Linked DNA regions of Mus musculus: region 2 is linked to region 1. A link is a contact called in ENCODE Hi-C or POLR2A ChIA-PET data. All regions are on one chromosome and are shown on one strand. Each heading gives the region's core, a stretch centred on a gene start or an enhancer-like site at or near the end of the contact. The rest is flanking DNA. Distances are from core to core; before and after follow the strand shown.

What was found. Hi-C counts contacts between places; a loop is a spot of excess contacts on that map. ChIA-PET counts read pairs that join two places held with the same protein, here RNA polymerase II (POLR2A).
Region 2: a map of heart shows a loop between it and region 1 (1.8-fold over the local background). The contact joins the promoter of Gstm1 here to the promoter of Csf1 in region 1. A Hi-C loop is called at or near these places in 1 of 37 maps with a recorded cell type or tissue (heart). POLR2A ChIA-PET finds 5 or more read pairs at or near these places in 1 of 5 experiments (Patski).

The regions. Positions count from the first base shown.
Region 1 is chr3:107,758,305-107,762,437 of GRCm38, reverse strand. Csf1 (colony stimulating factor 1 (macrophage)) reads left to right here and starts at 1,969. Exons shown (of 9, transcript NM_007778.4): 1 at 1,969-2,413. The coding sequence starts at 2,375. All of the region lies in intron 1 of Gm40121 (a long non-coding RNA gene), which reads right to left.
Region 2 is chr3:108,015,702-108,019,950 of GRCm38, reverse strand. Gstm1 (glutathione S-transferase, mu 1) reads left to right here and starts at 1,978. Exons shown (of 8, transcript NM_010358.5): 1 at 1,978-2,211; 2 at 2,525-2,600; 3 at 3,003-3,067; 4 at 3,351-3,432; 5 at 3,523-3,623. The coding sequence starts at 2,176. It also overlaps the pseudogene Gm12502.

The DNA of each region.
Region 1 (4,133 bases), core at 720-3,219:
TTAAATCTTTATTGTTCCAGACCAGAATAAAGACTATTCCACCAAAGAAGGAAATAAGCCTTGATCATGTCTCTGGCCAAGTGCTATCTCTGCATTCCTCCGAGAAGCCCTGAGTCCCAAGCCCTCAGCTTCCAGTGGCTCACATCTGAGTAGGGGGCCATATTATCACGGTCACTGTTACACTGGCCTGTAGTTAGCAGTGAATGTCTGTCAAGTGACTCATCCATTCCAACTGCCCAGTTAATTTAATTCCTATTATGTGCTATGTCTATCAGTTCGGAGTGAAGTGAAATGGGGTGCTACCCAGAGGAAGCCTCCCAGCTCAGGGTGCAGGTCAAACGTAATCACTACTCTCACTAGTATTCAGTGGTTCTAAACGTAATTACTACTATCACTAGTATTCAGTGATTCTAAACGTAATCACTACTATCACTAGTATTCAGTGGTTCTAAACGTAATCACTACTCTCACTAGTATTCAGTGGTTCTAAACGTAATCACTACTATCACTAGTATTCAGTGGTTCTAAACGTAATCACTACTATCACTAGTATTCAGTGATTCTAAACGTAATCACTACTATCACTAGTATTCAGTGATTCTAAACGTAATAACTACTATCACTAGTATTCAGTGGTTCTAAACGTAATCACTACTATCACTAGTATTCAGTGATTCTAAACGTAATCACTACTATCACTAGTATTCAGTGGTTCTAAACCTTCTCAATGCTGAGACCTTTCAATACAGTTCCTCATGTTGTGGTGGCGCCCCAACCACAAAATTATTCCATTGCTACTTCACAAGTGTAATTTTGCTACTGTTATGAATCATAATGTAAAGCATATGATATGCAGGATATCTGACTTGTGACCCCCCAAAGAGGTTGCCACCCACAAGTTGAGAACCACCAGTTTAAAATAATGTAGAGAATGAATGAATGAATGAATGAATGCCAACTTAACTGGGAGGAATGGGTTGCGTCCAGTGGGAACACAGAAAGAAGGAATTATCCATCAGCCTGAAGCATCCCAGAAGGCTTTGCAAGACAAGGATAAGATGTGATTATAACCTTAAAAGGTGAGACATTCACCTTAAGATGGATGGGGGAAAGGAAGACTTCATGTCCGAGGAAGCAGCCTGAGCAAAGGTTTATGAGGGACGTTGTTGCTCTGAGCTAGGTAGTGCAAGGAAATGGAGGACACGTGACAAAAGTGCCCCTTTGAGACCAGACCACTCATCTGGGCATGACGGGATTGAAACACATTGAATCAGGATAAATGGAAGGAAGAAAAAGATCCTGACGTTGGCAATATAATTAATAGGCTCCTCTTGATAGGTTAATCTAGATCCATTCTCATGTAAAGACAAAATGTGATTGCACAAATGCATTTCCAACAGAGTTGAGGGAAATCTAGAGTCCAGGCACACCAACCTTTCCACATAAGCTGGGTTTGGCAGCCCAGGAGCAGGGGGCCAGCCAGTGCTTTCAGGTTAAGCACCTGAAGTGTCTCCTGGCAGAGTGCAGAAACACCCAGCTAGTTGTCACAGGACCAAGTCCTTCCTCTCCTACCCAGGTAGCTGGATGCTCCCCACTTCTCCCTACAGCCAGGGGAGAGGATAGTATAGTAGTATAGTAGATTCTTTGAACAATGCATAGGAGGGAGCAAGCCAATCTGCAAACCTGCTGCCCTGGGTTCCATGAGGGACTTGAATGGAGCTGCAGCAGAGAGGCGTTGGTCCATCCCCATTCAAGTCCTGTTCAATGTACTCTGTCCGTTTCCTGCTCAGATTTGAGGATTTTCGGGCCTTGAGGGAAAGTCCCTAGGGGCCAGCATTAGACCGAGAACAATCACACGAGATTGACAAGAGTGGCGAGCACAGAAGGAAAGGCAGTGTCTTGTCCAGAGCTCGAGAAGGGCGGGGGAGGGCGGTGGAGCCCGGGTTACTTTGAGGAGGCTGCACAGCCACAGAGCGACGGGGAAGAGAGCTAGCGGGGACGACCAGGCGGCCCGCTTGGGGGAAGGGAGTCGGCGGCTCAGTGGGCCTCTGGGGTGTAGTATGTGTCAGTGCCTGTGAGTGTGTTTGTGTGTGTGTATGTCTGTGTGTGTCTGGCGGAGAGCCAGGGTGATTTCCCATAAACCACATGCCCCGCCAGCCCGCCCGCTTAAAAGGCTGTGCCGAGGGCTGGCCAGCGAAGCTCGGCCAGGGGAAAGTGAAAGTTTGCCTCGGTGCTCTCGGTGTCGCTGCGGCTCTCTGCATCCCAGGACAGCGGCGTGGCCCTCGACCGGGGCGCGGGCTCTTCAGCCACTAGCGAGCAAGGGAGCGAGCGAACCAGGGCGGCCAACACGCCGTGCCGGGACCCAGCTGCCCGTATGACCGCGCGGGGCGCCGCGGGGCGCTGCCCTTCTTCGGTAAGCTGCAACCGTGGCGCGCGGGGCCCGGGCCGGGCTGGGGCAGGAGCTCTGCAGCAAGCAGCAGGCGGCTCTGCGGGGCCACTTGGAGCGGACAGCCCCTTCTCGCCAGCTGCCCAGGCTTCTCGGCCCTGGGTTCTGGCTTCCTTACTGCTTCTAAGCTACGGCTGAGGCCCGCGGTATTTCAATAGCTGCTCCTGGGGCTGCAGCGCTTTGCGAGGTAAAGAGAAGGCTGCTCATCCCATTGCACGGAGGAGAACACTGAGCTACCCACAGGCTGGAGAGAGAGATGGGGGTCTGGGGGGGGGGGGTATCGCAGGGATTGGCACAGGCCCAATGTCTGCCAGAATGGTCAACCAGGTCTCCAGGTTCCGAGTGACACAAGATCCGAGTGTGGCATCATCCCCAGTAGATATCTTTCTTTGGTTGTTGCACATGTTTTAGGCCCCAGTTGGGAGTGGGCCTTCAGGGTAGGGAAAATTCAGGCTCACTCAGCTTTACACCAGGACCTGTGCTGAGCAACCTGTTGGCAGAGAGAGAGAGAGAGAGAGAGAGAGAGAGAGAGAGATGGGCATGCTGCTACTTGTTCAATGGATGTGTAGGAACTATTAGGGACTTGGGTGGCTCTTTGAGGGGAGCTGGACCCGAATCTTTTCTTGAAGAAAATGAGATGGGGCTATTCTAGACTCTGCGGCTGACTGAGGAAAGAAAGTGCAAGGAGAGTTCAGAGCTGCAGCTGATAATGGGCTGCTCAGAAGCTGTCTCCAGTAATGGCAGCAGATGATAGCATGGCTCTTACAGAGTGAAGGATGGTACTTTCAATCCACAGCAAGTGGGTTTGCTTCAGAAGAGAATGAGAGGGAAAACCTGGAGGGTAGGAACCGAACTTGTGATGGGCAGCGCGTTGCAGGTGTCTGGGAGGAGAGAAAAGTAGAACAGCAGAGAGAGGGGCTCAGTGAGAGGCAGAAGGTGGGGTTAGGAGGAGGGGAAGGGAGGAAGTTATCCCACATGCAACAAGCATAAAGAGAGAAGAGGGAAGAAAAGAAAGACTACAAGGAGACATAAGAGGAAAGAGAGGAGGCCGAGGTTCAGCCAGGCAGTCAGGCCGGGTCTCTGTCTGCAGACTGTACTGATTGGAAAATGGAACATGATGTCTTGAAGTGCTCAGAGACTGCCGCAGTTTCCAGGCTGCTCTCATAGTCAGAGGCTGAGGCAGTGGGTGGGAGGAAGAAGCAAGCCAGGAAGAGCCTGTCCAGCCAGATGCAGGCTAGAGTATTAACCCTTGGGTGTCCATCTGTATCCCTGTCTATGGCAGCATTGGGGTTACAGAGCCAGATCCAGGAGTGGCTGGTCATCTTTGAAGCCAGCAGCTGTGCATTATTTCTGTGCATGCTTGAAATGCCACCAAAAGCCAGGTAGCCCTGAAGTAATGTCTTTATCTTGCTATCTCCAAACATCAATGGCTTGAAATTCCTGGGTTGAGATATTTCTGAACATCTCCATTCCCGGGTCCTTTCCTTCATACCATACACACATGGACTGACAGGCTGAGTGATACCAGCCTGGGCCAGAGTCATCTTCTGCAGTCATTTCCTTTAACAGGTTCTGAGACTGGGGTTCAGGAGACCCGGGCTGCCACTCCCACTCAGGACTAACTTTCCAATTGCCCAACCATGCCCAATGCAGTTTATCAACCCATAGCTGGCTGCACCCTCTCCCC
Region 2 (4,249 bases), core at 729-3,228, 260 kb before region 1:
TTCCAATTCTTCTAACAGTCAGAAATTTTGAGGGACTTTTACTCCCGAGCCTGTGGTGGCTGACATCTTGCGCCGCTGTCACTCGAAGGCCGGCCCCTTCTTCACCCCCACCCCGAGTTTTAAAATTTTTAAAGCCATTATTTATAGAATTCTGTGGTTTTGCATGGACCATGTTGAATGTCACCCATTGGCCTGGAAGAAATTACGGAATCCATCTCAGATGTCACTCTATAGGTTATAAGCCAAATTTCCTCCAGCACATTTAGATTTTTTTCCTGTACAGTGTCCTTTTAAGACACTAGGGCTGGCTGCACTGTGAACTTGTGACAGTGCACAGAGACACCCAGAGGATCAGTGACCAACGCTGGGATTAAATTCTCCAAGACAGCACTGGCTGTGACTCCTAGCTTCAGATCTCTCCACGTCTCCAGTCCCCACAGTTCCCTGCTGCCTTTCAGGGACCTTTCTCATTCAAAGGGACAATGATCTCGGACTCTGGGGACCCTGCATTGAGAACTTGCTGTCCTAGCCCTTATCCCTGTCTGCAGATAGATTCTGTCCTCTGAAGGGCTCCAGGGCTCTGGCTCCCTTCCCAGGCCCTCTGAGTCCTTGTCCTAGACAGTATGGATTCCTTCTGCTTTCTTCCACTCCTCCTTCTCTACTTCCCACAGTGTGTGACAATCTGCTGAAGTGCCTCATTCATACTTGCAAAATATGTCCCTGTAGTTCCCACCAAACTGCTGCTAAAGCCCCAGTGACATGGTCACTTTTCGTGCATCCTCACCAAGACCTGCAGAACATGTGGTTTCTTTAATGTCCTAGGATGAGATGGCCTCTGCTTGCCCCCTGCAACCTCACTGCACAGCTCCTATGTGGGTGACATGATATGTTGCCTTCATACCCCGTAGTCCCAGTAAAGGATGATTTAATCCCAAAATGTACGTCCTGCAGAGCAACAGCCTTGGCCTTTGACTTGTAAACTCATTTTAGTCTCCCCTTCCATCAAGCCTCTTGGTTGTCTGCAAAAAAGAAAGTAAACAGGTAGGACAGTGTTCTTGGGAGGACATTGACCTTGTGAAGGTAATACTACAGGGCATATACTACTTGTGAAGGATATACTACTATATATCTCAGGGTAACCTGAAAGGTCATTTGAGCCACCCTGTCATATACAAACGCATGTCCGGAGCCTGGGCCAGGTCCTGCATTTAGGGACAGCTGAGGGTCTTGCTTTGGGCTCCCATGTGTACAGCATCCTGGTATCCCTTGAAAGCAAACTTCTTGGGTCACATGCTCTCCCTCTCTATGGCACAACCCAGCGTGGGCTCTTTTTCTCCCTTGTGCTCTGCTGGGTTTTGTCAGCTGACTGTTGTCCACAGCTGTGGCTTCCCTCAAACTTCCGGCCCCTCTGTGGTTGGTACTTGAATTTAGATTCATAAACACGGCCAAAATACAGATTAGTTTTTTAATAACTGATAACAGTTCTCAAACCCCCTAAAGGAAAATACGGAGCCCTGTTTATCTCTGCCTTGGGGTTGTTTCCATGTCACCGACTGTTCCTGTAACTTGAGGCTGTGTGCGCAAAAATCCGGTACCTGTCAGACTGACAGAGTTCTTTCCATGACGATAAGTGCTACATTAAACTCTCAGGTCGGGGGCTCTCGCCTTTTTGTCTTTAAGCTGAGAGTTGAGCCTCCCCAATGACAGATTCCCACAGTCTGGGTGTGAAAACCGAGCTCTGCAAAAGAAAGGAAGGCGGGAGAACACCCACCCAATGTTCTTTCGCTGTCTGGCCAGACTCCAGGCAAAGTGCTAGCTAGTCTAGGGAGCATCCAGCAGGCGGCGATGGCGGCAGTCGCTAAGAGGGTTTCGGGGGAAGCAGGAGAGCAGATTCTGTTTCAGCGTGTGCAAAACAGAATCCCGGGACAGAGGCCGCTAAGGATCTTAACCCCGCCTCTCCCGGAGAGGGTGTGGCCTCTGCCTTCCGCTTTAGGGTCTGCTGCTCTGGTTACAGACCTAGGAAGGGGAGTGCCTAATTGGGATTGGTGCAGGGTTGGGAGGGACCCGCTGTTTTGTCCTGCCCACGTTTCTCTAGTAGTCTGTATAAAGTCACAACTCCAAACACACAGGTCAGTCCTGCTGAAGCCAGTTTGAGAAGACCACAGCACCAGCACCATGCCTATGATACTGGGATACTGGAACGTCCGCGGAGTGAGAGAGGGGTCCACTTGGAGGGTGGGACTGGGATGTGAAGCAGAAAGTTCTTAAGAGCAGGAGCCCTTCCTACAGCGGGTACTCTTCAGCTCTCACTGGAATCTCCTGCCTGTAGCTCTCAGCGCTCAGTTTACGCACTTGGGTGGCTGTGTGTGTGTGCGTGCGCGCGCGCGTATGTGTGTGGTGTGCACATGCACGTGCGGGGTGACGGCGTTTGTGCAGTGTGGGAGGTCTCAACGGGTGAAGATGAAGTCATACAAAGAAGTCCCCACAATGTCTGACCTCTGTCTCTTCTGGTCATCTCTCCCAGCTGACACACCCGATCCGCATGCTCCTGGAATACACAGACTCAAGCTATGATGAGAAGAGATACACCATGGGTGACGGTAATGCCACCTTCCTGGTCAGACACCTGCTTCCCTCTTACCTATCAAACTATGCCTAGATTTCCCGTTATTTAGCCCTGCTGGTCTCCCTCTAGCTAAAGATAGAGGCTGCTGCTTCCAGAAACCTCTTTGAGAGTGCAGTTTGATTTTCCAATATAGATCATGGAGAATGGAGTTCCTTGGTCCATTTGTATTTATAATTCGACAGAATTCACTACTGGGGTCTTATTGGGTCCAGGCTGCCTTTATTATCAGTTGTTATTCAGACCCTTCTCCACATTGGAAAGTAACTCTCTGTAACAGGTTGCAGAGGCCCTGCCTTAGGGGTTCTTGCTACTGGTCGATAATCTGTAGAAGGGTGGGACAGTGGGGTAATGCCTTTTCACATCTTCTTGTTTACAGCTCCCGACTTTGACAGAAGCCAGTGGCTGAATGAGAAGTTCAAGCTGGGCCTGGACTTTCCCAATGTAGGTGCAGGGGAGGAGAGGTTTGGGGAAGACACGGTGATCTCACCTCATCTCCTGGCCTGGCTGAGGGTTTAGGATCAGTGTTTCTGCTCTCCTGCTCCATCCCTGCTGGCTGCACAGTGTTCTGTGATGGGCTGTGCCCCAGCTCTCTCATTCAGTGCACACTGTGCCCATGGAGGGCTTCCCATGGCAGGCACACTGTCAGGCCCTGTGTCTTCTCTCACCCAGAGAAAGGATTCAGGTACCCCATATCCCATCTGACCCTCCCTGCTTGTCCATCCAGCTGCCTTACTTGATCGATGGATCACACAAGATCACCCAGAGCAATGCCATCCTGCGCTACCTTGCCCGAAAGCACCACCTGGGTGAGTGGGGCTGGCCACAGGGTGGGAGATGGGGGATAATCTCCTCGGCTTGGCAAGGTTGGGATGCCTAGTGTACTGTGTGTGCTGCAGATGGAGAGACAGAGGAGGAGAGGATCCGTGCAGACATTGTGGAGAACCAGGTCATGGACACCCGCATGCAGCTCATCATGCTCTGTTACAACCCTGACTTTGTGAGTGGCCAGTGGGTGCGGCAGACAGGGTTCACAGCAGGAGTTAAAGTCTCACGTTCAGATCTGTAGCATCCTCCTTTGGTAATGATTCTCTAAGCTTTCTGATCTTACCAGCAGGATGACCCTTGTCACCCCTGAGATCTATCACATCAACACAGTGAAACTATCCCTGCTGGTCTTAGGATATGGTTAAGGTTCTGCTGGTGGACAGTTGATCTAAGTTATTCAGTACAGCTGTAAATCTCTGCTAAATCTGTCCATTGGTCTCTTCCAATGTGCCGTCTTACCCAGTGTTTATACCAAAAGCCCCCAGGATGAAATTAGGGGATGTGGAGTAAAAGTGCTTGCTACATAACATGAAGGCTTCAATATGAACTCTTAGCACCCTATAACACCCCCCCACACACACACACACCCAGTGTGGCAGCCTGGTCTTATAAATATAGTGCTCTGGGAGGAGAGGAGGGCTTCTTGGGTTTTGCTGACCACTGAGGCTAGTTGTTCTTTGAGCTCTAGATTTACTAAGAAACCCTGTCTCAGAAATAAGGTGCACAGTGATTGAGAAAGACACTTGGCATCAACATTGGACCCCCATGCACCAACAGGCACCAGTATACTCCCTAAGT